2 separate regions of the Homo sapiens genome follow, and region 2 is linked to region 1. The links are chromatin loops, found by intact Hi-C in ENCODE. Cell type or tissue: B cell. All regions are shown on one strand. Links, peaks and the distances in the headings refer to the core of each region. The heading gives the core; the rest is flanking DNA. Region 1 holds the start of LINC02156 (long intergenic non-protein coding RNA 2156). Region 2 has its middle 32 kb from the start of SLC38A2.

Region 1 (15,738 bases), core at 6,791-11,790:
CCATATAAACAGAATTAAAAACAAAAGCCGTATGATCATCTCAATAGACATGGAGAAAGCTTTTGATAAAAGCTAACATCCTTTAATCGTAAAAGCCCTTAACAAACTAGGCATTGAAGGAACATGCCTCAAAATAATAAGAGCCATCTATCACAAACCCACAGTCAATATCATACTGAATGGGAAAAAACTGGAAGCATTTCCCTTGAGAAAAAGAACATGACAAAGATGCCTACTCTCCTCACTGCTATTCAAAATAGCACCAGAAGTGCTAGCCAGAACAATCAGGTAAGATAAAAAAAAAAAAGACATCCAAATAGTAAAAGAAGAAGTCAAGCTATCTCTCTTTGCTGATGATATGATTCTACACCTAGAAAACCCTAAAGATTCTGCCAAAAGGGCTCTGGAACTTATAAACAACTTCAGTAAAGTTTCAGGATACAAAATCAATGTACAAAATTGGTAGCATTTCTATACACCAATAATATTCAAACTGAGAGACAAATTGAGAATGTAATTTCATTTACAGTAGCCAAAAAAAAAACCCTAAAATACCTAGGAATACATCTAACCAAAGAAGTGAAAGAGTTCTACAAGGAGAAGTACAAAATGCTACTAAAATAAATCATAGTTGACACAAACAAATGAGAAACATTTCTTACTCATTCCTTGCTCGTGGCTATTAAAGTAGCCACACTGCCCAAAGCAATCTACAGATTCAATGCTATTTCTATCAAACTACCAAGGTCATTACTCACAGAAGTAGAAAAAAGCTGTTCTAAAATTCATATGGAATCCCCAAAAAGCCTGACTGGCCAAAGCAAAGCAAAACTAATAAAGCCAGAGATATCATATTACCTGATTTCAAACTATACTACAAGGTTAGGCAACAGTAACTAAAACAGCATGGTATTGGTACAAAAACAGATGCATAAATCAATGAAAAAGATTAGGGAACTCAGAAATAAAGCCACCATCTACAGCCATCTGTTCTTTGACAAAGCTGACAAAAATAAGCAACGGGTAAAAGACTTCCTATTCAGTAAATGGTGCTTGGATAGCTGGCTAGCCATATGCAGAAGAATGAAACTGGACTCCTACCTCTCACCATATACAAAAATTAACTCAAGATTGATTAAAGATTTAAATATAAGACTTCAAACTATAAGGATTCTAGAAAAAGACCTAGGAAATATCATTCTGAACATTGGCCTTGGAAAGAATTTATGACTATGTCCTCAAAACCAATTGCAACAAAAACAAAAATTGACAAGTGGAACCCAATTAAACTAAAGACCTTCTGCAGAGCAAAAGAAACTATCAACAGAGTAAACAGACAACCTACAGGATGGGAGAAAATATTTGCAAACTATGCATTTGACAAAGGTCTAATATCCAGAATCTATAAGGAACTTAAACAATTGAACAAACAAAAACCAAATAACCCCATTCAGAAAGACATGAACAGACACTTCTCAAAGGAAGACATACAAGTGGCCAACAAGCATGAAAAAATGGTCCACATCTGATATGGTTGGGCTTTGTGTCCCTACCCAAATCTCATCTTGAATTGTAATCCCTATAATCCCCACACGTCAAGGGAGAGAACACGTGGAGATAATTGAATCATGGGGGTGGTTTCCCCCATGCTGTTCTCGTGACAGTGAGTTCTCATGAAATCTGATGGCTTTATAAAGGGCTCCTCCCCCTTCACTCAGCACTTCTCCTTTCTACTGCCTTTTGAAGAAGATGCCTTGCTTCCCCTTTGCCTTCCATCATGATTGTAAGTTTCCTGGGGCATCCCCAGCCATGCTGAACTGTGAGTCAATTAAACCTCTTTCCTTTATAAATTACCCAGTCTTAGGCAGTTGTTTATAGCAGTATGAAAATGGACTGATACAACATCACTAATCATTAGATAAATGCGAATTAAAGCCATAATACGATACCATCTCACACCAGTCAGAGTGGCTGTTAGTAAAAAGTCAAAAACAACAAATGTCAGCGAGGCTGAGAAAATAAGGGAATGCTCACACTCTGTTGGTAGGAATGTAAATTAATTCAGCCACGGTGGAAAGCAGTTTGGTGGTCTTTCAAAGAACTTAAAAGTGAATTACCATTTGACCTAGCAATCCCATTATTGGGTATATCCCCAAAGAAAAATAAATCATTCTACCAAAAAGACACATGCATTCATATGTTCATCACAGCATTATTCACAATAGTAAAGACATGGAATCAACCTAGGTGCCCAGCAATGGTGTACTGGATAATAAAAATGTGGTACACATACACCATGGTATACTATACAGCCATAAAAAGACTGAATGTCCTTTGCAGCAACATAGACATAGCTGGAGGCCATTATCCTAAGCAAATTAACACAGGAATAAAAACAACAAATATCACAAATTCCCACAAGTGTGAGCTAAATAAGCATTGGGTACTCAGGGACGTAAATATGACAGCAATAGATACTGGGGACTACTAGAGTGAGGAGGAAGGGAGTGGGGCAAGGATTCAATAACTATTGGTACTATGCTCAGTACCTGTGTGACAGGATCAATCATACCCCAAACCTTAGCATTGTGCAATATACCCATGTAACAAATCTGCACATTTCCCCCTTGAATCTAAAATAAAAGTTGAAATTAATAAAAAAAAATGAAACCAGGTTTGCTGGCCCTGATGCTAGCAGGCACACTAAGCAGTTGACTTCAGGGTACAACTTGAAAAGGACAGAAGCAGTTGACTTCAGGGTACAATTAGAAAAGGCCCAATTTAAAGTGTCCACTACCATCCTGTCTCAGATATGGAAATCCCACCATGAGTTTTGTCAGACTCAGTCTTGGTCCTTGCCCACACAGCATCCCTCAAATCCCCAATCAGTACCCATCAGATCTCCATTCCTGGCAAATGTGGGACCTACCACCTGTCCCTGGAACCCACTGAGACCTGAGGCTGAGGCTGTGCTAGATCACCCAACCAGCAGCCTAGTGACACTTAGAACATCTACAGAGCAGAGAAATAAAGGAGGGAAAGAATTTATGCTTGATTCATTTGGAGCATTACTGTCAGGCATGGTTCTAGTTGCTAGAGACACAGCAGAGAATTTATACCCTTAGATTTTAATAAGGGAAGACAGACAATAAACAAAATTTAAAACACCTTATATGGTATGTAAGAAGGTGATAACACATAACAGGGAAGGAGATAAAGAACGTGGGTTAAGGGGAAGTTAGAACTTTCCCGATATATATTTTTTAAAGCTCTGATGAGGTCATCATGAGAACAAATAAGATTTTTGTTGGTCTTTCATACAGTTATTATAGAGCTTCATGTTGTTTATATTTTGAATTACACATGGCAGGTGTGGGAGAAATGTGGGCATTTAGAACTCCTAATTTTGTCCAGAACCCAGGCAGAGCATGAAGTGCACCAGCCTCAGTCTGGGCCCAGTGTGATTACTAATATAAGACTCAACCTTTGCATCCTGATTCTAATCATTGCCACCTGCCATCTCCATGCCCAGACACACCCCTCTACCTAGGCCCAGGGCTGATGAGGATTCATGGATGCCCTGATTCTAGAAGCCTGTTCTGATGACCTCTCTGAGTTCAGTGCTCCCTGAGGTTCCAATTCTTATAGCTGGGTTTCTGTCTTGGTAACTCTTCTTCAGCTCAGAGTCTGGTCTTCTCTTTAAAGGAAACCTGAGGCCAGAGCTGTGCCTTGTTTTTGACAGTATCCATCCCTGAGGACTAGACAATCCTCCTGAGTCCAGTCCAGAGTGGGGCACCTTGTGATACACAGTTGGACCCCTAGCTTGCCTGCCTGCTATTTCAGAGACATCCACTGACCACAGTCGATAGGACAAGCCATCTATCCCATGGCCCTCCAACTTCAAGTCTGGCTCAGAACTTGACATACCCTGAGAAACTGACCTTGTTCCTCAAAGTGCTTTGAAGCTAGCCTAGACCCCTGGCTTCTTCATGCCTATGAGAAAGTGATATTGTAGGCTCCAGCCCCTCCTCTCTGACACTGCCCAGCAATAACTGGCCCTTTCAAATGCACGTCTATACTATCATCCTTTCCTTCAGAATTCTTCTCTCTCTCTCTTTTCTTCTCTCTCCCCTTTCTTCCTTCCTTCCTTTCTTTCTCTTTCTTTCTTTCTTTTTTTCTTTCTTTTTCTTTCCTTCTTTCTTTTCTTTCTTTCCTTCTTTCACAGCTTTATTAAAGTAATTTCCATTCCATGACTTTATTTTTAGTAAATTTAGAGCTATGTATATATCACCACATGCCAGTGTTCAAACAATTTCATCACCCCAATACACCCCTCATGTCCATTTGTAGTCTAGTGCCATTCTCACCTCCAACCCCAGGCAACCACTGACTTACTTTCTGTCTTTATAGACTTCGCTTTTCTGGACATTTCATGTACATAGAATCATGCAATGTGTGGTATTTTACATCTGATGTCTTTCACTTAACATACTGTTTTGAAGATGTGTCTATGTCATAGCATGTATTGGGAGTTTTTCCTTTTTATTGAATGAACATACCATATTTTATTTATCCATTCACTTGTCGATGGACATTTGGGTAGTTTCTAGTTCTGAATAATACTGCTCCATGAACATTCATGGACAAGTCTTTGCATGGACATGTGTTTTCATTCCTTTTCAGTTTTTTTTTTTAGCACAAATCATATTTAAAGTGGGAACATAATTAATCAATAATGCTTTGACTTAAGTTACTACAGCTTAAGAACTGGAGGACTGTAAGAGAGGAGAAATACAGTGGCCGAAAGGTGGAAAAAGGAACATAGGAGTAAATTCATCTCCTCAAGGGGCAAAGAGAGGAAACAAAGGCAGTCACAGCCCCATCCATGTGTCTCTGCTCCCTGGTTTAGATGGGAGAAAAATAAAGCAGCCTCCAGGGAAATGTAGCTTCATGTAATTATCATGTTTGATGAAAAAAGTCAATCAATTGTTGAGGTGTTTTCAAATATGCAACTGTTCCACATGCATGGATGGAAGGTCCTGGTGCCATCCTTTGCTTCTCACTCTCCTTCACCTCCCCATTCCACTGCCATCACCCAAGTCCAGACCCATCATTCTTTTTTGCATGGACCACTGGCCTCCTTATCTGCTAACTGAATTTCTTCTCTTCTTTCTCCATGCACTTCCAGAGTACTCCTTCTTTAGGATAAATCTGACCATGCCACTCTTCTGATAAAACCGATCGAGGTTCCCCAAGACCCCAGCTTGTGTCATTGGTCTCATTTCTCACCAGCGGCTACTCTGCTCCTATTACCCGCTCCTTCATAGATTACCTTTATTGAGGTAATTCACATTCTATGATTTTTTTTTTTTTTTAGACGGAGTCTCGCCCTGTCGCCCAGGCTGGAGTGCAGTGGCGCCATCTCGGCTCACTGCAAGCTCCGCCTCCCAGGTTCATGCCGTTCTCCTGCCTCAGCCTCCCGAGTAGCTGGGACTACAGGTACCCACCACCACGCCCGGCTAATTTTATATATATATATATATATATATATATATATATATATATATATATATATATATATATATTTTTTTTTTTTTTTTTTTTTTTTTGGATTTTTAGTAGAGACTGGGTTTCAGCGTGTTAGCCAGGATGGTCTCGATTTCCTGACCTTGTGATCCGCACGCCTCGGCCTCCCAACGTGCTGGGATTACAGGCTTGAGCCACCACACCCGGCCACATTCTATGATTTTTTTAGGTAAATGTAGAGTTGTGCTGTTTTTAAGTAAATGTAGAGTTGTGCCCATATCACCACACGCCAGTGTGAGAACATTTTCATCACCCCATTTTCTTTTTTCTTTTTTTTTTTTTTTGAGGCGGAGTCTCGCTCTGTCCCCCAGGCTGGAGTGCAGTGGCGCGATCTCAGCTCAGCTCCGCATCCCGGGTTCACGCCATTCTCCTGCCTCAGCCTCCTGAGTAGCTGGGACTACAGGCGCCCGCCACCATGCCCGGCTAATTTTTTTTTTGGTATTTTTAGTAGAGACGGGGATTCCCCGTGTTAGCCAGGATGGTCTCGATCTCCTGACCTCGTGATCCGCCCTTCTCGGCCTCCCAAAGTGCTGGGATTACAGGTGTGAGCCACCGCGCCTGGCCCATCACCCCAATATTTCCATCACAGTATGTAGACACTCTGTGCCTCAGCCTTTTGGAAACACTTTGTCTCCCAAATATTCTGCTTTTTTCCCTTCCAGGCTTTCGAAACTGCCACTGCCTCTGCCTGATACATTTTCCTCCTTGACCCTCTTAACTCCTGCTCATCCTCATGTCTCACCTTAGACACCTCTTCTTTCTGGAGGCCTCCTCGAGCCCACAAAGAGTAGTAGCAGGGCCTCTCTTGGATGCCTCACAGAGTCATCTCACCTCAGGCATAATATTCATCACACGATGCCCTTCCCTGTTTACATGTCTGTCTTATCCTGTAGACCAGAAGTTTCCCAAAGACCAAATCAATGCCCTCTTCACCAGTGTCTCTGTAGCAGCCAGCACCGGGATCTGTACAGCACATATTTATTAACAACTGCCTCCAAGGCTCAAACCAAATGGCATATTATGTCCATAAGAGCAAGATTTGGAGAGGAAAGCTTGAGACAAAGACTTCAATTTCTTGTGTGTTCTTATTAATCAGATGTTATTTACACACACACACACACACACACCTGTGAAGAATGCAGGCAACTCCAGCATGGTGACTTTTTGGGCCACTGTGGATTGTGTGGGTTCTAGTGCTGGCTCCTCCATGCAAGAGCTGGGACACCCTGTGCAATTCCTTCAGTCTTTCTCCATCTGCCCAAAGAGCTGCCTATCTTGCAGGATTATTGGACAAATCTGGTAGTGAATATAGATTGTGGATCTTAAAAATGACGAACAACTATATAAACATAAGGAATTATCATATACTGCTTCTCCTCTGCTTTTCAAAGAAATCCCCTCGCAATCTTAGAGTTACACAACAATAACCTCATTGCTTAGAAAAAAAATTATAACAATAATTCCTTGCATTAGGATCATAGCAAATGTCTTCAAAGTACTTTCAGGTCCATTATCAAATTAGATCCTCATTAACGGGTAGGAAAAGTAGAAATTATTATCTCTATTTTATAAATAGTGAAACTGAGACCCAGAGAAAATGTGATTTACCCAGGGTCATGTAACTGTGACACAAAGCTTCAGGAAAGAGTCTTCAGGGCTTCAGTTTTCTAGTTGGGCTCCGCTTTTGCCATATTGGACTTCTCCTAAGGATTTCAACTCTGGAATGTTTCATCTTGCATGCCCTCAAATACCCACCCCCCAACACACACACACACACACACACACACACACACACACACACACACAGAGAGAGAGAGAGAGAGAGAGAGAGACATGCCCCAATCTCTAGGCAATCACACAATCTCAAGTTCACAGAAAATTCCATCCAAGAAAATACTTGCATCCAGAGAGAAACACAATACAGACTCCTCCGTGTGCACCCAAGCAGTTGGGCAAAGCATAACACTTAGTTCTATATAAAACTAAACCTCTCATTTCAGGAAGTAATGGAAAAAAAAAATCAACCAAAATTTCTGCATTGAGATAATAAAAATATCTTTTGTTATTCCTTAAAGGCAGATTGTAGATGTACTACATGTTAATTTGCTGTCAATTTATTCATTTTTTAAAATATAATCTCCTCCAGTCAAGGTGGATTTAATTCCATTTTCATCTTGTGTACTTCCTTTCAAGGCTTGGTAATTTCTTTTCTATTTTTATCCATTCCACTTTTGCTTCCTGTCAATTTTTATATCAAAATCTGCTTCAGTTCCATTTGGCAAGGTGCAGTAACAAAAATACTTCTCATGCTTTAATGTTTAAATTTGCCATTGCACTTTAATATGGTTCTCTGTTTGTGCCAATGGCGTAACGTCAGCTCTTTCACTTGGCACAGATCCTGGACTTGCAGAAGGCAGGAGTTCGATTTCTATAATGGTTCTTCATCACTATCTGAAATTATCCTTTTTCCTATTCATTTAGTGTGCATTGCACACCCACTATATGCTAGACACTGTGTGTGTGCAGCAGGAATGCAGCTTACATAGGAGATAAAATAAGACAGCAACTGAAAAAATGCTGGTATATGATGTCAGCACAGGTGTTCTGAGGAAGACCGTGCCCCTGCCATCATGCAGAGGAGGAGGGAAAAGAACTGGGACACATACCAGTCACTAGAGGCCATGAGATTTTTCTCTTATCTGAAAGAAGAATATAAACTCAATGTGTCACAGACTGAGGCCATTCTGCAGCCACTAGGCCATGCGACATTAAGCCATAGGACACAGGTATGATTGGCTAGAAGCCTGGTCCAAGAAAGGGCCCTGTGGGAGTGCAAGGGACACTACTTCACCACTGAGACCACAGCCATGGATACAGACTCATTTTACCAGCATTTTGAACCACCTGTCATGCCACAGGGAGTGTCAAGAGCTCAGGCTCTGGAATGAAACTACTTAGGTTCGACTCCTGGCACTGCTACTCATTACCCATGTGCCCTGTATGTAACTAGTTTCCTCACCTGTAAAGTAGGTCCTTAGGATAAATAATTGAGTTGGTCAATATGAGTAATGGTTAGAACAATCCCTGGCACATAGTGAGCACTCAAGGTATTTGTTATCGTTTCCTGGTTTTGTTTTTTCAGGAAGTGAAACCCACAGGTTCTGTGGCTCTGCAGTGCCCTCTCTAGGATGCTTTTGTGGATGTGCAGTGGCTCAAGGTGCAGCAGGTAGGACAGAGCTGGGCAATTTAGCTGGTGCCAAACACAAGTGCACCATCTTACAGCTGCCCCCCATCCCTATAATTGCCATATCACCCTTCCCAGTCACCAGGGCAGGCCATTTTCTTCTCACATTGGGAAGAGAAGCACAGAGCAGAGTAACTGCCTCATAGAAAACACACATGAGAGAGTCATGCTGTCAGGGTTGAGGTTTTAAAATAACTTGCTCAAAATCATATGTCAGGCAAAAGCCAGAAGAGGAATTTGGACCCAGATCTGTCCAGCCTCAAATGTCTTCCCTCCCCACATTTCATCACAGTTTGAGGTGATATATAGTGTATACATATACACATATATCCTCACACCCCAGGGTGGACTTCAAGTTCACTGTAATCACATTGCACCTGTATGTAATATGGGGGTGGGTGAGGAGTGTGCAGAAAATCATACAGTCTCTTTGGCCCCAGGTACAACTAGAAAAATATTAGCAAATATTTTATTAGTTTCTACTTCGTCACCCTCTCATATACCACACCTGCCTCTCTCAGGCTTATCTGTCTAAATGAACAAGTACATTCATTCATTCCTTCTCTAAATGATTTTTTAGTACCTACAATGTTTTAGACACTTCGGTGTATAGGATAGGCAAAACTGTCACGTTAGGAATTTACATTCTGTTGGTGTCGGGGTGGAAGGGAAAGGCAATAAACAGGTAAACACATTAACAGGTAAGTTAATTCCAGATTATGATGGGTGCTATTAAGAAGATAAAATAGGGCAATGGCATAGAGTCATTCTTCACTCAGCAACCAACGAGCCTCTAAATAGCACTGTACTTGCAACAAGATCCAAACTCCTTTCTGTGTCCTTCCAGGCCCTCCATGATCTGACCTCCCTCCAACTTCATGTCCTGCCATTTTATTTTCCTCCTTCAGTAGTGCCCAGTCATCCCAGCTTTCTTTTTGTTCCTCAAAATATAAAGTTCTGTTTCATCTCCAGGCTTCACACCTGTTGCTCTCCTTTTCTAGAACATTCTCCGCCCCCACACTCTTCCATGCCCCAGCTTTTTGAATGATTGATACATTCTCATTTTTTTCTGCCAAAATACCACCTCTTCAGAGAGTCTACAACCATACCATTCATTCTCTTTCCTTTATTTTGCTGTTCATCTTCTTTATAGCACTTACCATTACCTGGAAGTGTCTGATTTATTTACTTTTTTCTTTGTCTCCCTCTCCTGCTCATGCTTGCAGACTGTAAATCCACGAGCGCAGGAGGTCTGTTCCATTCACAGCTGTTTCCCCAGTGCCTAGAACAATGCCTGGCACATAGCAGGAGTTTGCTCATGAATGAATGAAAGCATATTCATGCACCACAGCCAAGAGACAATTCTGACAATCAGCAAATGGGACAGAGCTTCAAAAGACTGCCCTGCTAACACCAAAAATCTTCTACTTAATAAGCCCAGGAAGCAAAGACTGTGTGAGAATACAAAACACAAATAGCATACTTAGTCTTCAGACTCCAAGGGTTCCAAAATCGGTAATAATTTGGAAAGCAGCTACATAGGGCTTAGAAAGGGATGTTCGTAAACTGCCCTTCCATCCTTGAGACCATCAAAAGAAATGGTATTCTGGACACCCTCCTAACCATTGTTATGGATGTCAAAATAAACACAAAACAAAATATAAAGCCAGGGATTGCTTTTCTAACACAACTTATTTACCTATTTTTTTCTCTTCCCAGAAGAAAGATAAAATGAAACTATATAATTGAACATTCAAGGGAGTCTGTGGATTTGAGAAAAGCCATAGAATTCTAGAGATGAAAGAATTTTTTTTAAATAATATGTGTTTTAGGACCAGAACTCTTTGTTCAAACAAGGTCTTAGGCAGAACATAAGAGAAAACATAGGTAAAAAAAAGATGAAAGCAGAGGTGATCTGGTTAAAGTCAGGGAGCCCCCTCACCCTACCCAGACATTTCCCTGGGTTGCAGGCATAAGGAGCACAGAGTGAGACCTGCAGATGTGGCCTAACCCTGTTATTTCACAGCCCATGAGAAGGAAAATGCCAGCCCACATCACAAGAGCAAATAATGAAATTTCAAAGCTAACACTCAGAGCTGAGCCTGCACATCTTTTCAACTAAATCATAGCAACCTTTCAAAAGAACAGAATAATATACTTAAAGAGAGTTTGCTTGTCTGGGCTCACCAGGCTTCTTCTGAGTACAACTGCATCTTGTAAGAAATGTTTTATCTTCTGTTAGTGATGGCACTGTATTCTTTGTATTCTTTCCAGCATGGCTGGTCCTCTCAGCCAGGCTCATCCTGGACCATACACCCTCTCTGTGCTTTTCTTCTCTAACTACTCACATTTTTCCATGAAGTCTGGGGTTAATGTTAGGCTTCTTTTCTAAATCCGCCTTACTTAAAAAATTGCTATACAAAACCACTCCACGCCAAGTATCTTGCAGGATTCAAATGTTCCCTAAAAGCAGTGAAGAGAGACATGACCCAGAGACTTGTAAAGCTGTGACAAAAGCAGGCAGAGCTCAGCTGAATGCATTTCTTTCTGTATGTTTTGACACCTCACACCTGGCACAGGAGGGAGGCAGTGCAGGAATTAGGGAAAACAAGGTAAGAATTGATGTCACAAGCTCTACCAGCAATTATGGAAGTAGGTTACTCAACATGTTTACTCCTTCATTCATTCATTCAATGCATATTTCCGTGCTGACCAGGTACCATGCTAGGCTCTGAGGATACTAAAATAAGATTGTAACTCACAGCACTTACAGTCTGATAATAAACTAGCAATTACAGAATACAGTGATGCCACTGGAGGATGAGCAGAGAGGGCCATTGTGGTGGACTTTTACCTTGGTGATCCTCAAAACATCTTGCCTTCTATATTCACACTCTTGTATAGGCCCTGCCCACACTGACTTTGGCTAATGAGATAGTAGCAAGCGTGATGCATGCAGAGGATTGAAAAGTGCTCACACATGAAGGCTTTCCCATTATGCAAAGTCCAAGTTAGTTGTACTGAGAAAGTGACATGGAGACAAAGAAAGCAAGGCTGGCAGGGGAGGACGGGGGAGGTGTTCTAGCCTTCCAGCTGTCCTTGCCAAGGTTCCAGACGCATGAATGTAGCCATCTTGAATGCTGTGGCCCCATCCACCACCTAAGTGCAACAGCATGAGCAACCCCCAGCAGGAGAATCACCCAGCTGAGTCCCAACCAACCCAAGACTCAGGAACAAATAAAATAGTGGTTGTTTTAAGCTGCTAAGTTTTGGGGTGGGTTGTCACATAGCAATAAAAACACAGCCATATACATTTTTTAAAAAGACCTTTTATTGAAATTCATGCCAGGTGGGGGTTTTAGATTTTGATGGATTCATTTTTACAATGTGATCTCTTTTTAAAATTATTTTCCAAATGATTATTGATATAGCATAATCTTTAGTTTGTCATATGCATGCATATTTACTCATACAAGGAAGAAAAAATCAGTAGACTGTGGTCAAGAAAAGAAGGCAAAAACCAGAATTTGTAGGAGAAAGAAGACAGAAAAACTGAAAGTAGTCAGGGAGAATGAATTTTGTTTGCACATTTTTCTGGGTAAACTTATTGGTTCATGTCCAGCAAAGAAGTCAGTCTAGACAGTCTGCTGCTAGGAAGGCTAATGAGGGGTTATCAAAGGACAGAATTTAACTGCTTATGGATTCTCCTCAAAACCTTGAGAGCTTCTCAGGGGGCTTACATGCCAGGCTGTCTCTGGGCATTGGCTGACAGTGTCCTGTCATTAAGATCTTATCACAGCCAAGCTGGGATGCACCATTTTCCTCATCACAGTTTTACATGCTGATTTTAATGTATCTAGCCACTTTATTCTGACCTCTTAATTAATGTTTTAGGTTTTCTCATTGTAAAATAAGATAATCTGTAAACAATAATTTAGTCTTTTCCCTTTTGTTAATATTAATATGTAAACTGCTGACAAACCACAACTCATGTAGGATTAGAAACACAAACTAACAAGCACTCAGAGCACACATCCAGTTGGTGTGGCTGACCAAGGATCCTTTCTACTCAGAGGTATTTGATCAGTGTGGCTGAGGCAGCTCTAGTTTGGACCAGAGACCACTGGCAGATGGCTCATTTAGAGTTAATTCTCATTATAAAAATTTTTCTGAAATCATCTGAATCCATGGAAAGATCTATCTTCAAATCTAGACAGTAACAACTCTTGCCTACATATTCAGCAGATGGTTAATTCTTATGACAGTAGCACTCCACAATCACTAAGCTCTATGGGATGCTAAGTTTATTTCCTGTAAAATCAAAGTGAAACAAGCTCTATTTGGCTGAAAATGGTTGTAATAAGATCCAACAAAATAAGGTTGCCTTTGTTTCTTCTGGGGTTTCTTTTTAGAGCTAAATTGGAGAGCTCCATAAACTTTAAGATGTAATGAACTGACTCATTTATTTCACTCTGCTTTCCATCTCTGACAGGTGCATACACACACACGCACACATACACACTCCACCACCACCACCACCACTATTGCCATCCCACTGCCACACCAGCTTCCCTACACTATAGACCACACGGTCCTTGTATGGGAATTAGGTTTACACTATGTAAATGTTCCCAAGGATCTACTATGAAGCTCTGGCAATGCTCTATTTAGCCTAGGAAATTTGCTGCGATGCCAGACTAAGAGATGGAGTTTTCTGTGGAAGATAAAAGCTGCTTCCTTTATTTGAAGAAAATTAAAGTTTATTCCACAGATCAGTGGTTAACTCTCCAGGGCAAGCCCTTTTCTTCCTCCAAACTTCAACACATATTTCTACAAGTCAGGGAAATATGAATCTTCTTCCTTGGACCAGCTAAATGGATATCCTGTGGCAAGTTATTTGGAAACAATAAAACAGGCAATCACCTGCTTAAGTGGCACAATCAGAAAGGCCAAGAGAGACTTCCGACCTTTCCCGAACACCTTAATAATTGAAACTTACATTGATACCATTCTGTTTGCAAAAAGACAGAAATTCCCTATTTTCAAGGTTCTTATGTGGTTCTGAACCATTCCTTTGAGGAACTGGTGTCAACTACTGTCACATTATATTAAAGACCTGACAAAAAAGAGACATGGGATTGATGTTTTTAACTGAGCAGAAGTTGAAAGCTACTGGGGCAGTACCTAGGGGACTTTAGGCACTGAGGGGCTAAAAATTAGATATATTGTGGTGCAGAGAGATGAAGGAAGGAAGGGAATCAAAGAAAGAAGAAGCAATGACAACCAAAGGCAAATTTTGCCTTTTTCTAGCTCCTAATCTTTATTGTAGCAGTTATCTCTTATTAAGCACTATGTACCAGGTGTGCAAAGGTCTTTGCATGTGTTTGCTCATTACACCTTTACATTTCTGTTTACAAGGAGCAGAGGGGTTTAGGGCCCTGGCTCCAGAGGTTTCTCCCTAGTAGGGGATGAGATCATCCCATGCCATGTGAGCTTGTCAGGAACTTGGCATAGACCCTGAGGTTCTACTCAGGGCCTGAGGTTCTCAAGAATGAACATTCCTGGACATTCAGTAAAGAGTTGTTAATATCCCTGCCTGGATCCCTTTCTTTCTATTTTGAGAACATTAAGAGAGGGAAGGCTACTGACACTTGGAATGAATAGTCATGGGAAAGAAAACAGTCTTCAGGAACAATTTCAGGAAGGTGTGAGAAGATGAAGTGAGGACCAGAGAATGTGTTCCTGGGTGGTGGTGACCAAAAACCACCAGGATGGACTTGAGGGTCCCTAGAAATCAACTGGGGAGGGAAATCCTAGGAGAAAGATTGGTCTTCTTGTCAACCTAGAGGGTTTTTTTTTTCCACTTACTATGGTTTCAACACTAAAATAAATATGAACTTATTCCACACCTCAAACTGGTGATTTGAAATATATTTATTGGAAATATTAAAAATCTATATTTTTACTTTAGGGCAGATAATTGTGTTTTACCTCAATGTTCTAGTTTGTATTTAGCTTAAAGGACATCCTTGAAATATCTGTTTTTTATAAGAGCTTCAGAGTTAAAAGGGGAAAGGAAGATTGTTTAGGTTGAGAGGGTTCTGTTTGGGTTTGCTTTGCTGTTGTCGGGGGCGCTGGGGTGATTAGCATCATGCAGGGCATGTGATTCTGACACCCTCTTCTGTGGTGGGGGTGAGAAGGCACCGGTGCCACTAGTCCCTGACCTGTCCCTCAGACAAGTTACAAATGAAGACTGAGGGGGTGGAGTAGCTATGGAAACCAGGAGGGAAGGATTTTTTTTTTTAATGCAAATGAATTAGAACAAAATGACTGGCATCCCTTTTTCTTTTTCCATCTGTGACAAAAGTTCTGTGTCCTGGTTTCTACCTTCACTTGGAGTAAATTATGGGGGAAAGAACATCATGAAGACCTGCTATTGTCAGAGTGTCATTTCCTCTTTCTATCTTTCTGTGGATTAATTTTAAATCCATTTGATAGAATTAATCATATAAGCCAGTCTCATTTCCCTGCAAATGTCTGCCTTCGTGCAGGTGATTCTGTAGAAAGGAGTTTCTCCAATAAAGCAGAGCTTCTCTTTCAACTCCATGGACATCAGAGAGAGTCCCTTTCAAAAAAGGAGGCTCAGGTCTGGAGAGACAAAGGCCTCTACTTTCGAAAAGGCCTCTTGGATCAAGCCCAGGTATGAGTCGTCAGTACCACGTTTGTCTCTGTGTCACAGCATTTGAGATTTTCATGAGGCTACCTGACCTCAATCTGTTTCCTTTTATATATTAACTCTTTAGGTCCCAATGGGACATACCCATTTTATGAGTTACTGACATTTATAACTTACCTCATTTTAGCATAAACTTTCTGCCTTTTGTTCTTTTGTGGACAACATATTAGCT
Region 2 (15,738 bases), core at 7,124-12,123, 1.1 Mb before region 1:
AGAAGAATCTTACAAAAGGTACATGCAAGGGCTGTGGAGATAGGTGGATTGAGGAATCCCTTGTGGTGGAGGGGGCAGAATTGGAGCCTAATAAAGGAATTTATCCCTCTTCAGTGTAGGAAGTCCTTCTAAGGTTGGCCCAAGAGGGCTTTAGAATTGCTACAGACCCTGACTTCCAAATGGCAGCATTTAGGGCACGTATCCTACCCTGATCCACTACTGTATGATATATTGAGGGCTGATAACTTGTCTTTTTAGCTTGTTGGACTTGGAGCAAAAGGCGTGCCATCCAGACGTTATGTAGACATAATGGGGTGTCAGCCCACGATGCAGAGAATACCACACATCTCCTAGGGGAGCTAGAATTTAAGTTTAATACTGAAGAGGAGACTTTTGGGTTGTCTCCCTCGGGAAGAGTGTATTTTAAGTGCAGGTGGGAGAGGGAACCAAATATTTGGTGACTAGAAAGGTGGACTGTGATGTCATCAGTGATTTTCAACAAATACTCTGGTTCTCCCTGCTTCCTGCCACATGTTGGGATCACAGTTCTCAGGTACATTGTATAAGACCATACGACTTATCTCATTGCCAATGAAATGCAAGCAGAAGATATGCGTGTATTTTGCAAGAGAAATTTTAAGAACCAGTGCACAATTCACCTCATTCTCTTCCTTTTTCTAAAGTGGTAAGCATGAGCTGAGATGGAGCTTCAGTAAGCCTGGGTCCACCCTATTGTCACACATTGGATATATCACATGAAGGAGAAAGAAACCTTAATTGTGTTAAGCCACTGAGATTTGGAGTGTTTTGTTACACAGCATAACTTATACTGTCTGATATACATAGTAAGATCAAATGCCTCAGGTAAGCAAAGTGCATGCTGCCAGGTGTACCTTATATTATTAACTAGATATCAATAACTAAACTGCCTCCAATACAGGTTATTTATTTTCTTTTATTTCATTCCATCACAAAGTCATCTAAGCTTTCCTCTAAGCAGAACCAGTGGAAGAAGTGTATCCATACTCGTTAAACTACTCACATACATACGTAAAAAGACTCATCGACGTTTGATGCATTAATCTTTGATACATTGTGCTGCCATATGACTGTGACTTCAGGTAGTCCAGGAATGCTCTTCTCCACTTGCACCAATGCCTATAGAATTCATTTGCACATTAAAATTTTGAAAGTGGAGACAAGGCATGAAGTATCGATTTAACTATTTATCATTTAGTTTTGGAGATTAATTCACTCTTTCATTTAATAAATATTTATTGAGCATATAATATAGGCTGCTCCAGAGATATTTCTAAATATGAATCTCTTATTGTCAGCCTCCTTTTAAAAACCCTTTTGATGATTTTCCAAGTACTGCAGCAAGATGTATTTTATTACTAGTGCAGGATTTTGCAGCCTGGAATCCAATTATAAAAGTATATGCAAAATGTAGTGTATTTGGATTGTTCTGGGAAGAAGATATATAGCACATCAGATTGTCAGCTCAGACACCTCTGCGGGCTGCCTCTCCAGACACTCTTGTTGAGTTAGCTAACCCTCTTTCACATTCCCTGGGAACCCTATGCTTCTCTCTACTGCAGCTTCTATCACACTGTATGGTAGTTGATGGCCCACTTATCTGTTAGCCTCACCAGAGTGTGAGTTCTTTAATTTTAAATTTTTGTGGGTACATAGTAGGTATATATATTCATGAGGTATATGGGATATTTTGATACAGGCACATGCAATGTGTAATAATCACCTCAGGGTAAATGGGGTATCTGTTACCTCAAGCATTTATCCTTTGTGTTATAAACAATCCAGTTATATTATTTTAGTTACTTTAAAATGTACAGTTAAATAATTATTGACTACAGTCATCCTGTTGTGCTATCAAATACTAGATATTATTCATTCTTTCTAACAATTTTTGTACCCGTTAACCATCCGCAATTCCCCCCACCACCCCCCTACCCTTCCCAGCTTCTGGTAGCCATCATTCTACTCTGTATTTCCATGAGTTATACTGTTTTAATTTTTTAGCTCCCACAAATAAGTGAGAACATTTGGTATTCTTCTTTCTGTGCCTTGCTTATTTCACTCAACATAATGACCTCCAGTTCCATCCATGTTGTCGCAAATGACAGGATCTCCTTCTTCTTCATGACTGAATAGTACTCCCTTGTGTATATATATCATGTTTTCTTTATCCATTCATTTGTTGATGGACACTTAGGTTGCTTCCAAATCTTGGCTATTGTGAATAGTGCTACAATAAACATGGGAGTGCAGATATCTCTTCAATATACCGATTTCCTTTCTTTTGGGTATGTACCTAGCAGTGGGATTGCTGGATCATATGGTAGCTCTATTTTTAGTTTTTAAAGAACCTCTACACTGTTCTCCATAATGGTTATACTAATTTACATTCCCACCAATGGCATACAAGGGTTCCCTTTTATCCACATCCTCACCAGCTTTCACAGTTGCTTGTCTTTTGGATAAACCATTGTAACTGGGGTGAGATAATATTTCATTGTAGTTTTGACTTGCATTTCTTTGATAATGAATGATGTTGAGCGCCTTTTATATGTGTTTACCATTTATGTATCTTCTTTTGAAAAATGTCTATTCAGGGCCGGGTGCAGTGGCTCATGCCTGTATTCCCAGCACTTTGGGAGGCTGAGACGGATGGATCACCTGAGGTCAGGAGTTCGAGACCAGTCTGGCCAACATGGTGAAACCCTGTATCTACTAAAAATACAAAAATTTAGCTGGATGTGGTGGTGCATGCCTGTAATCCCAGCTGCTTGGGAGGCTGACACTGGAGAATTGCTTGAACCTGGGAGGCAGAGGTTGTAGTCAGCTGAGATCACGCCATTGTACTCCAGCCTGGGCAACAAGAGCAAAACTCTGTCTCCAAGAAAAGAAAAAAGTCTATTCAGATATTTTGCCCATTTTAAAATAAGATTATTAAATGTTTCCATTTTCCTACAGAATTGTTTGAATTCCTCATATATTCTGGTTATTAATCCCTTGTCAGATGAATAGCTTGCAAATATTTTCTCCCATTCTGTGGGCTGTCTCTTCACTTTGTGGATTGCTTCCTTTGCTGTGCCGAAGCTTTTCAGCTTGGCGTGATCCTATTTGTCCATTTTTGCTTGGCTGTGGGGTATCACTCAAGAAATCTTTACCCACTGTTAATGTCCTGGAGAGTTTCTCCAATGTTTTCTTTTAGTAGTTTAATAGTTTGAGGTCTTGGATTTAAGTCTTTAATCCATTTTGATTTGATTTTTGTATATAGCAAGAGATAGGAATTGTTTCATTCTTCTGCATATGAATATCCAGTTTTCCCAACACCATTTATTGAAAAGACTGTCTTTCCCCCAGTGTATGTTCTCAGCACCTTTGTTGAAAATGAGTTCATTGTAGATGTATGGATTTGTTTCTGGATTCTGGATTCTGTTCCATTGCTCTATGTATCTGTTTTTATGCCAGTTTCATGCTGTTTGGGTAACTATAGCTCTGTAGTACAATTTGAAGTCAGGTAATGTGATTCCTCCAGTTTTATTCTTTTTGCTCACAATAACTTTGGTTTTCTGCTCTTTTGTGATTCCGTGTATCTATTAGGACTATTTTTTCTATTTCTGTGAACAATGTCATTGGTAGGTTGATTAAGATTGCATTGAATCTGTAAATTGCTTTGGGTAGTATGAACATTTTAACAATATTGATTCTTCCAATCCATGAGCATGAAGTATTTTTTAAATTTTTTTTGTATCCTCTTCAATGATTTCACCATTGTTTTATAGTTTTCCTTGTAGAGATCTTTCACTTCTTTCCGTAATTCCTAGGTATTCCATTTTATTTGTAGCTATTATAAATGTGATAACTTTCTTAATTTCTTTGTCAGATTGCTCTCTATTGGCATATAGAAACGCTACTGATTTTCATATGTTAATTTTGTATCCTGCAATTTCAGTGAATTTCTTTGTCAGTTCTAATCGTTTTTTTGGTGGAGTTTTTATGCTTTTCCAAATATAAAATCATATCATCTGCAAACAAGGATAATTTGATTTCTTCCTTTCCAATTTAGATGCCCTTTCTTTCTCTTGTCTAATGGCTCCAGCTAGGACTTCCAGTACTATGTTGAACAACAGTAGTGAAGATGGCCATTCTTGTCATGATCCAGATCCTAGAGGAAAGTCTTTCAGTTTTTCCAATTCAGTATGATACTACCTGTAGGTGTGTGGTATATGGCTTTTATTATGTTGAAGTATGTTCCTTTTATACCCAGTTTTTTAAAGGGTTTTTACATGAAGGGATATTCAACTTCATCAAATGCTTTTTTGGCATCAGTTGAAATGATCATACGGTTTTTGTTATTCATTCTGTTGACAGGATGTATCATATTGATTGATTTGGATATGTTGAACCATTCTTGTAACTATGGAATAAATCTCACTTAGTCATGATGAATAATCTTTTTAAGTATTGTTGAATTCTGTTTGCTAGTATTTTGTTGAGGATTTATGCATCAATATTCATCAGAGATATTGGCTTGTAGTTTTCTTTTTTTGATATATCTTGGTCTGGTTTTGGTATCAGGGTAATACTGGCCTCATAGAATAAGTTTGGCTATATTACCTCCCCCACCATTTTTTAGAATAGTTTTAGTAGGATTAGTATTAGTTTTTCTTTAAATGTTTGATAAAATTCAGCAGTGGAGCCATTGGGTCCCGGGCTTTGCTTTGCTGGGACACTTTTTACTGCAACTTTCATCTTGTTACTTGTTATTGATCTGTTTGGGTTTTTGATTTCTTTGTGGCTCAATCTTGCTTAAAAATTTATCTATTTCTGGCCAGGCGTGGTGACTCACTCCTGTAATCCCAGCACTTTGGGAGGCCGAGGCAGGCATATCATCTGAGGTCAGGAGTTTGAGACCAGCCTGGCTGACATGATGAAACCCCATCTCTACTAAAAATACAAAAAAAAATTAGCCAGGCGTGGTGGTGGTTGCCTGTAATCCCAGCTACTCCAGAGGCTGAAGCAGGAGAATCGCTTGAACCCAGGAGGTGGAGGTTGCAGTGAGCCAAGATCACGCCACTGCACTCTAGCCTGGGCGACAAGAGCAAGACTCCATTAAAAAAAAAAATCATTTCTTCTAGGTTTTCCATCTTATTGGCATATAATTGCTCATAGTAGCCTCTAATGATCCTTTGAATTTCTGCAATATCAGTTGTAATGTTTCCTTTTTCATCGCTGATTTTATTTATTTGGGTCTTCTCTCTCTTTTTCTTAGTCTGGCCAAAGTTTGTCAGTTCTGTTTATGTCTTCAAAAAAAAAAACTTTTTGTTTTATTGATCTTTTGTATCATTCTTTTCAAATTAGTTATTTCTGCTCTGATTTTTATTATTTCTTTTCTGCTACCAACTTTGGATTTGATTTGCTCTTGCTCTTCTAGTTCTTTTTTTTTTTTTTTTTTTTTTCTGAGACTGAGTCTTGCTCTGAGGCCCAGGCTGGAGTGCAGTGGTGCAATTTCGGCTCACTGCAACCTCTGCCTCCCGAGTTCAAGAGATTCTCGTTCCTCAGCCTCCTGAGTAGCTAGGATTACAGGTGTGCACCACCACACCTGGCTAATTTTTTTGTATTTTTAGTAGAGACAGGGTTTCACCATGTTGGCCAGGGCTGGTCTTGAACTCCTGACCTCATGTTAACCACCCACCTTGGCCTCCCAAAGTGCTGGGAGTACAGGCATGAGCCACCACTCCAGGTCCACTCTTCTAGTTATTTAAAATGGATCGTTAGTTTATTTATTTCCAGTTTTTTTCTTCTTTTTTGATGTAGGCACTTATAGTTAAAAACTTCCCTCTTAGTACTAATTTTGCTGTATTCCACAGATTTTGGTATGTTGTGTTTCCAGTGTCATTTGTTTCAAGAAATATTAATTTTTAAAATTAATTTCTTCATTGACCCACTGTTCATTCAAGAGTATATTGTTTAATTTCCATGTGTTTGTATAGTTTCCAAAATTCCTCTTGTTATTGAGTCTTAGTTTTATTCCACTGTGGTTAGAGAAGATATTTGATATTATTTCAATTTTTTGAACTTTTTAAGAATCTTCTGTGACCAAACATATGGTGTATCATTTAGAATGATCCATATGCTGAGGAGAAGAATGTGTATTCTGCAGCTATTGGATGAAATGTCTGTGAATATGGATTAGGTCCATTTGGTGTATAGTTCAGATTAAGTCTGATGTTTCTTTATTAATTTCCTGTCTGTAAGATCTGTCCAGTGCTGAAAGGGGGTTATTGATGTCTCCAGCTATTCCTGTATTGGGGTCTATCTCTCTCTAATAATATTTGGTTCATATATCTGAGTGCTCCAGTATTGGGTGTATATGTATTTACAGTTGTACACCCTCTTGCTGAATTGACCCCTTTGTCATTGTATAATGATCATCTTTGTCTGTTTTTATAGTTTTTGTCTTAAAATCTGTTTTGTTTTATGTAAGTATAGCTACTTCTGTATTTTTTTGGTTTCCATTTGCATGGAATATCTTTTTCCATCCCTTTATTTTCATGTGTGTCTTTTGTGTATTTTATTTTTATTTTTTTATTTGTTATTTCCATAGGTTTTGGGGGGAATGAGTGGTATTTGGTTATATGAATAAATTCTTCAGTGGTGATTTGTGAGATTTTGGTGCACCCATCACTCGAGCAGTATACCGTGAACCCAATTTGTAGTCTTTTGTCTCTCACCCCCTTCCCCCCTTCCCCTAACCAGTCCCCAAAGTCCATTGTATCATTCTTATGCCTTTGCATCATCATATATTGGCTCCCACATGTGAAGTGAGAACATACGATGTTTGTTTTTCCATTTCTGAGTTGCTTCACTTAGAATAATAGTCTCCATTCCCATCCAGGTTACTGCAAATGCCATTGATTCATTCCCTTTTATGGCTGAGTAGTATTCCATTATATATATATATATGGTGTGTATGCATATATACATATATATATGGTGTGTATATATCTATACCATAGTTTAGTTATTCACTCATTGATTGATGGGCATTTGCACTGGTTCCATATTTTTGCAGTTGTGAACTGTGCTGCTATAAACATGTGTGTGCAAGTATCTTTTTCGTATAATGACTTCTTTTCCTCTGGGTAGAATACCCAATAATGGGATTACTGGATCAAATGGTAATTCTGTTTTTAGTTCTTTAAGGAATCTCCACACTCTTTCCCATAGTTGTTGTACTAGTTTACATTTCCACCAGCAGTGTAGAAATGTTCCCTTTTCACCACATCCATTCCAACATCTATTATTTTTTGATTTTTTGATTATTGCTATTCTTGTGGGATTAAGGTGGTATCACTTTGTGATTTTGATTTGCATTTCCTTAATCATTAGTGATGTGGAGCATTTTTTCATATGTTTGTTGGCCATTTGTATATCTTCTTTTGAGAATTGTTTATTCGCGTCTTAGCCCACTTTTTGATGGGATTTTGTTTTTTTCTTACTGATTTGTTTGACTTCCTTGTAGATTCTGGATATTAGTCTTTTGTCAGATGTATAGATTGTGAAGATTTCCTCCCGCTCTGTGAGTTGTCTGTTTACTCTGCTGACTGTTCCTTTTGCTGTGCAAAAGCTCTTTAGTTTAATTAAGTCCCACCTATTTATCTTTGCTTTTGTTTTGTTTTGTTCTGTTTTGTTTGCATTTGTTTTTTTGGTCATGAAATCTTTGCCTAAGCCAATGTCTAGAAGGGTTTTTCCAATGTTATCTTCAATAATTTTTATAGTCTCAGGTCTTAGATTTAAGTCCTTGATCCATCTTGAGTTGATTTTTGTTTAAGGTGAGAGATGAGGATCCAGTTTTATTCTCCTACGTGTGGCTTGCCAATTATCCCAGCATCATGTGTTGAATAGGGTGTCCTTTCCCCACTTTACATTTTTGTTTGCTTTGTCAAGGATCAGTTGGCTGTAAGTATTTGGCTTTATTTCTGGGTTCTCTATTCTGTTCCATTGGTCTAGGTGCTTATTTTTATACCAGTACCATACTGTTTTGGTGACTGTGGTCTTATAGTATAGTTTGAAATCTGGTAATGTGATGCCTCCAGATTTCCTCTTTTTGCTTAATCTTGCTTTGGCTATGTGGGCTGTTTTTTGGTTTCATATGGATTTTAGAATTGTTTTTTCTAGTTCTGTGAAGAATGATGGTTGTATTTTGATGGGAATTGCATTGAATTTGTAGATTGTTTTTTTATTTTTGTGCATCTCTTGTATGTTTTTATATTTGAGATTACCATGAGGCTTACAAATAATATATATAACCCATTATTTTAAACCGATGAAAACTTAACATTGATTGCATAAACAAAGAAACTAACAAGCAAGCAAAAGGAAAACTAATAAAAACTCTCTCCTTCAACTTTGTCTTACCACCTTTTAACTCTTTGTCTTTTCTATTTATATCTTACTGTACTAGGTCTTAAAAAGTTATAGTTATTATTGTGATCAGTTCTTCTTTTTGTCTTTCTACTTAAGATATGAGTAGTTTATATACTACAATTACAGTGTTTTAGTAGTCTGTGTTTTTCTCTATACTTACTATTACCAGTGAGTTTTGTATCTTCAGATGATTTCTTACTGGTCATTAATGTCCTTTTCTTTCAGATTGAAGTACTTGCTTTAGCATTTCTTGTAGGACAGGTCTGGTGTTGATAAAATCTCTCAGCTTTTGTTTGGGAAAGGCTTTATTTCTCTTTCTTGTTTGAAGGATGTTTTTGCTGGCTATTCTTTTGTAGGATAAAAGTTTTTTCCTCCTTCAGTACTTTCAATATGTCCTGCCACTCTCTCCTGGCCTGTAAGTGTTCTACTGAAAAGTCTGCTGCCAGATGTATTGGAGCTCCATTGCATGCTATATATTTCCTTTCTGTTGATGCTTTTAGGATCCTTTCTTTGTCCGTGACTTTTGGGAGTTGAATTATTAAATGCGTTGACGTAGTTTTCCTTGGGTTAAAGATCCTTGGTGTTCTATAACCTTCTTGTACTCGGATATTGATATCTTTCTCTAGGCTTGGGAATACCTCTGTTCTTTTCCCTTTGAATAAATTTTCTGCCTTTATCTATCAACCTCCTCAGTAAGGCCAATAACTATTAGATTTGCCCTTTTGAGGCTAGTTTCTAGATCTTGTAAATGTGCTTTATTCTTTTTTCTTTTTTCTCTTCTGACTTTGTATTTTCAAATAGGCTGTCTTCAAGCTAACTAATTCTTTCTTCTGCTTGATCAATCCTGCAATTAAGAGACTCTGGTGTATTCTTGAGTATGTCAGTTGCATTTTTCAACTCCAGAGTTTCTTCTTGATTTTAAAAACTTATTCTATTTCTTTATTAAATTTATTTGATAAGATTATGAATTCCTTCTCTGCATTATCTTGAATTTCTTTGAGTGTCCTCAAAGTAGCTACTATGAATTCTCTGTCTGAAAGGTCATGTATATCTGTCTCTCTGGTATTGCCCCTGGGTGCCTTATTTAGTTTGCTTGGTGAGGTCATGTTTTTCGGGATGGTCTTGGTGCTTATGGATGTTTGTCAGTGTCTGGGCATTGAAGAGTTGTGTATTTATTGTAGTCTTTTCATTCTGGACTTGTCTGTACCCGTCCTTCTTGGGAAGGCTTTCCAGATATTTGAAGCGAATTGGGCACTGTGATCTAAGTTTTTGGTCACTGCAGCCATATCTGCATTAGGGGGCACTCCAAGCCCAGTAATGCTATAATTCTTGTAGCCTAGTAGAGGTACTGCGTAGTGGTCTTGGATAAGATCTGCAATGATTATCTGGATTACCAGGCAGAGACTCTTGTTCTCTTCCCTTGCTTTCTCCCAGAGTCTCCCTCTGTCTATGCTGAGCTGCCTGGAACTAGGAGTGGTTGTAGTAACACAAGCACCCCTGTGGCCTCTACTACTGGGACTGTGCTGAGTCAGAACTGAAGCCAGCACAGTGCTGGATCTTGCCCAAGGCCCACTGTAATCACAACCTGACTACCACCTATATTTGCTCAAGGCCCCAAGGCTCTACAATCAGTAGGTGGTGAAGCCAACAAGTCTTATGTCCTTCTCTGCAGTGCAGCAAGTTCCCCCTGGGCCCTGGGTGGGTCCAGAGATGTTGTCCAGGAGCCAGAACCTACAGTCAAAAACCTTAGAAATCTACCTGATGCTCTATTCTACTGTGGCTAAGCTGGCACTGAAACTACAAGACAAGGTCCCTTCCACTCTTTTCTCCCCTTTCCCCAAGCAGAGGAGTCTCTCCCTGTGTCCACCAGCACCACCACAAGCCCAAGGGAGTACTGCCATGGTGCCACCAATGTTTACTTAAGGCCCATGTGGTCTTTAGTCCGCTCTTATAATAAATGCTGCCAGGCCTGTGACTCACCCTTCAGGGCAGTAGTCTCCCCTCTGGCACAGTGTAGGTCCAAAAATGTGATTCAAGAGCCAACACCTGAAACTGGGGACCCCAGCACCCCAGTTGGTGCTTTTCTCCACTCTGGCCTATCTGGTACCTAAGATGCAAGACAAAGTCCCCTTTATCGTTTCTCTGCTTTTCTCAAACATAAAGTATCTCTTCTTGTAGCCACAACAGCTGTGAGTGTGCTGTATCACACCTGAAGCCAGTACATCTCAGAGTCTCACCCATGGGCCACAGTGAGTACTACCTGGTTACCACTGCTGATTATTCAGAGGCCAATGGCTCACAGTCAGCAGGTGATGAATTCTTCCAGACTCAGTCTTTCCCTTCAAGGCAGCAGGCTCTCTTCCGGCCCAGTGTGTGTCTAGAAATGACATCCAGGAGCTAGGGCTGTAATGGGGCCTCACAACTCTGCCTGGTGCCCTACCCTACTATGGCTGAGTTGGCATCCAAGTTGCAAACATGAAACACAGGCCTTTTCTTTAACTTTACCAACCATCACCAGCATAAAGCAATTAAAATGACCTAAAAAGAAACAAGCAGTAGGTTTCTTGCAGAACAACAAACAACATAAAATTCAGCATTAACCAGAATATCTCTGACAGAATACATTAAAAACTGCCAATAGCAGTTGCCTCTGGAGAACGGAACTAGAGGTTGGGGGATTATGAGTAAAAGGTGGGCTTTTAATTTATACATGAGCTTATATTGCTTTTCTCAAGGAAACAAAATACAATTTTAAAAATTGTTTTAAAAGTATTACTGAAGTTTGTTCTTCTTAAAAGTTGCTTGACCAATCATACTCTGAAACATTTCCTCTGGCTACCTCTTGTAGTATCACTTATAATAAGTATCTCAGCTTCCTGCTGTGTAGCTGGGCCCTCTCCTTCCATCCTACTACTTCTGCCCTCAACTGTCATTTTTTTTTTTTCTTTTTGAGATGGAGTCTCACTCTGTTGCCCAGACTGAAGTGCAGTGGCATGATCTCGGCTCACTGCAGCCTCTGCCTCCCTGGTTCCAGCAAGTCTCCTGCCTCAGCCTCCAGAGTAGCTGAGATTAGAGGCACATGCCACCACACCCGGCTAATTTTTGTATTTTTAGTAGAGATGGGGTTTCACCATGTTGGCCAGGCTGGTTTTGAACTCCTGACCTCAGGTGATCAGCCTGCCTCAGCCTCCCAAAGTGCTGGGATTACAGGCTGGAGCCACTGCTCCTGGCCTCCTCAACTCTTTATTCTCTACAATCCCCACCTCTTTTTTGATTCTTCCTTAATTTTATCCTCTTCTCCAGCTTTCCAAACCATGCCCAATAGGGGGTAAAAAAGGAAGCTTTATCTTTCATGTCCAAAGAGGTCATCCATCTTCTCCATGAATTATGCCATCAAATTTAGGAAGGTTCAGTTAGTTCTTATTTTAAATCATACCTCCTAGGATGTCCATAATTAAAAAAAAAGACAAGTGCTGGCAAGGAGGTGGAAAAATTGGAATCCTTGTGCCTTGCTGGTAGTAATGCAAAATGATGCAGCGGCTATGGAAAATAGTTCAGCAGTTTCTCAAAAGGGTAAACACAGAATTACTATATGACCCGGCAATTCCACTCCTAGGTGTATATCCCAAAAATTGATAGCAGGGACTCAAACGGATATTTGTATACCAATGTTCATAACAGCATTGTTTATAATAAAGTGGAAACAGTTCAGTGTCCATCAACAGACGAATGGACAAATTATAACTTATACATACAACGGAATATTATTCAACCATATAAAGGAATGGAATTTTGAAACATGTTACCACATGGATGGACCTGGAAAACACTGCTTAGTGAAATAAGTCGGACACAGAAGGACAAATATTACATGATCCCATTTATAAAAGGTACCTAGAAGAGACAAATTTATAGAGACAGAAAGCAGAATAGAGGTTATCAGGGCTGAGGGGAAGGGGGTAAGAGGAGTTACTCTTTAATGAGTACAGAGTTTTTGTTGAGGATGATGAAAAACTTTTGAATATGGATAGTGGTGATAGTTACATGACGTTATGAATGTATTTAATGCCACTGAACTATATTTTTAGGAATGATTAGAAAATGATAAATATTATGTGAGATATATTTTACCACAATACTCCCTTCCCCCAAAATACCATGTTTTTTCTAATTGCTATGTATTATTTCCCCTATGCAGAGTTTTATTTTCTTATTTTTTATGCATTTTTTTCTAAATATTGTATGTCATAAATTAAATGGATAATTACATTTAAAATCTTAAAATAGGCCGGGTATGGTGGCTTACACCTGTAATCCCAGCACTCTGAGAGGCCAAGGCGGAAGGGTCACTCCAATCATGATTTCGAGACCAGACTGACCGACATGGCAAAACCCCTCTCTACTAAAAATACAAAAAAAAATTTTTTAAATTATACTTTAAGTTCTAGGGTACATGTACACAACGTGCAGGTTTGTTACATATGTATACATCTGCCATGTTGGTGTGCTGCACCCATTACCTCATCATTTACACTAGGTATATCTCCTAATGCTTTCCCTCCCCCCCTTCCCCACACAACAGGCCCTGGTGTGTGATGTTCCCCTTCCTGTGTCCAAGTGTTGTCATTGTTCATTTCCCACCTATGAGTGAGAACATGTGGTGTTTGGCTTTTTGTCCTTGTGACAGTTTGCTGAGAATGATGGTTTCCAGCTTCATCCATGTCCCTACAAAGGACATGAACTCATCCTTTTTTATGGCTGCCTAGTATTCCATGGTGTATATGTGCCACATTTTCTTAAGCCAGTCTATCATTGTTGGACATTTGGGTTGGTTCCAAGTCTTTGCTATTGTGAATAGTGCTGCAATAAACATATGTGTGCATGTGTCTTTATAGCAGCATGATTTACATTCCTTTGGGTATATACCCAGTAATGGGATGGCTGAGTCAAATGATATTTCTAGTTCTAGATCCTTGAGGAATCTCCACACTGTCTTCCACAATGGTTGAACTAGTTTACAGTCCCACCAACAGTGAGAAAGTGTTCCTATTTCTCCACATCCTCTCCAGCACCTGTTGTTTCCTGACCTTTTAATGGTCACCATTCTAACTGGTGTGAGATGGTATCTCATCGTGGTTTTGATTTGCATTTCTCTGATGGCCAGTGATGATGAGCATTTTTTCATGTGTCTGTTGGCTGCATAAATGTCTTCTTTTGAGAAGTGTCTGTTCATATAATTCACCCACTTTTTGATGGGGTTGTTTGTTTTTTCTTGTAAATTAGTTTGAGTTCTTTGTAGATTCTGGATATTAGCTCTTTGTCAGATGAGTAGATTGCAAAATTTTTCTCCCATTCTGTAGGTTGCCTATTCACTCTGATGGTAGTTTCTTTTGCTGTGCAGAAGCTCTTTAGTTGAATTAGTTCCCATTTGTCAATTTTGTCTTTTGTTGCCATTGCTTTTGTTGTTTTAGACATGAAGTCCTTGTCCATGCCTATGTCCTGAATGGTATTGCCTAGGTTTTCTTCTAGGGATTTTATGGTTTTAGGTCTAACATTTAAGTCTTTAATCCATGTTGAATTAATTTTTGTATAAGGCATAAGGAAGGGATCCAGTTTCAGCTTTCTACATATGGCTAGCCAGTTTTCCCAGCACCATTTATTAAATGGAAATCCTTTCCCCATTTCTTGCTTTTGTCAGGTTTGTCAAAGATCAGATGGTTGTAGATGTGTGGTATTATTTCTGAGGGCTCTATTCTGTTCCATTGGTCTATATCTCTGTTTTGGTACCAGTACCATGTTGTTTTGGTTACTGTAGCCCTGTAGCATAGTTTGAAGTCAGATAGCATGATGCATCCAGCTTTGTCCTTTTTGCTTAGGATTGTCTTGGCAATGCAGGCTCTTTTTTGGTTCCATATGAACTTTAAAGTAGTTTTTTCCAATTCTGTGAAAAAAGTCATTGGTAGCTTGTTGGGGATGGCATTGAATTTATAAATTACCTTGGGCAGTATGGCCATTTTCATATTGATTCTTTCTATCCATGAGCATGGAATGTTCTTCCATTTGTTTGTAACCTCTTTTATTTCACTGAGCAGTGGTTGTAGTTCTCCTTGAAGAGGTCCTTCACATCCCTTGTAAGTTGGATTCCTAGGTATTTTATTCTCTTTGAAGCAATTGTGAATGGGAGTTCACTCATGATTTGGCTCTCTGTTTATCTGTTATTGGTATATAAGAATGCTTGTGACTTTTGCACATTGATTTTGTATCCTGAGACTTTGCTGAAGTTGCTTATCAACTTAAGGAGATTTTGGGTTGAGACAATGGGGTTTTCTAAGTATACAATCATGTTGTCTGCAAACAGGGACAGTTTGACTTCCTCTTTTCCTAATTGAATACCATTTATTTCTTTCTCCTGCCTGATTGCCCTGGCCAGAACTTCCAACACTATGTTGAATAGGAGTGGTGAGAGAGGGCATCCCTATCTTGTGCCAGTTTTCAAAGGGAATGCTTCCAGTTTTTGCCCATTCAGTATGATATTGGCTGTGTGTTTGTCATAGATAGCTCTTATTATTTTGAGATATGTCCCATCAATACCTAACTTATTGAGAGATTTTACCATGAAGGGCTGTTGAATTTTGTCAAAGGCCTTTTCTGCATCTATTGAGATAATCATGTGGTTTTTGTCTTTGGTTCTGTTTATCGGCTGGATTACATTTAATGATTTGCATATGTTGAACCAGGCTTGCATCCCAGGGATGAAGCCCACTTGAACATGGTGGATAAGCTTTTTGATATGCTGCTGGATTCGGTTTGCCAGTATTTTTTTGAGGATTTTTACATCGATATTCATCTGGGATATTGGTCTAAAATTCTTTTTTTGTTGTGTCTCTGCCAGGCTTTGGTATCAGGATGATGCTGGCCTCATAAAATGAGTTAGGGAGGATTCCCTCTTTTTCTATTGATTGGAATAGTTTCAGAAGGAATGGTACCAGCTCCTCCTTGTACCTCTGGTTGAATTTGGCTGTGAATCCATCTGGTCCTGGCCTTTTTTTGGTTGGTAGGCTATTAATTATTGCCTCAATTTCAGAGCCTGTTATTGGTCTATTCAGGGATTCAACTTCTTCCTGGTTTAGTCTTTGGAGGGTGCATGTGTTGAGGAATTTATCCATTTCTTCTAGATTTTCTAGTTTATTTGCATAGAGGTGTTTATAGTATTCTCTGATGGTAATTTGTATTTCTGTGGGATCGGTGGTGATATCCCCTTTATCATTTTTTATTGCA

Evidence for each region. A loop is a pair of places that touch in the nucleus more often than their neighbours do. Peaks named below come from ENCODE experiments on the same cell type or tissue, not always from the same donor. Only the 100,000 strongest peaks of a DNase experiment are listed, where the experiment ranks them.
Region 2: it touches region 1 in a loop (21-fold over the local background); 2 of 110 quality-filtered maps call a loop at or near these places.

What each region holds. Positions count from the first base shown.
Region 1 is chr12:47,399,703-47,415,440 of GRCh38, forward strand. It overlaps LINC02156 (long intergenic non-protein coding RNA 2156), which reads left to right and starts at 15,306. Exons shown (of 2, transcript NR_149087.1): 1 at 15,306-15,530. In B cell, for the core only: CTCF peaks have their summits at 8,771 and 8,971; a DNase peak (open chromatin) is centred at 8,749; H3K27ac peaks cover 438 bases.
Region 2 is chr12:46,332,937-46,348,674 of GRCh38, forward strand. No RefSeq gene overlaps it. Among named protein-coding and RNA genes, the nearest start is that of SLC38A2, 32 kb to the right of the region's middle. In B cell, for the core only: a CTCF peak has its summit at 9,761 (motif pointing right); a DNase peak (open chromatin) is centred at 9,765.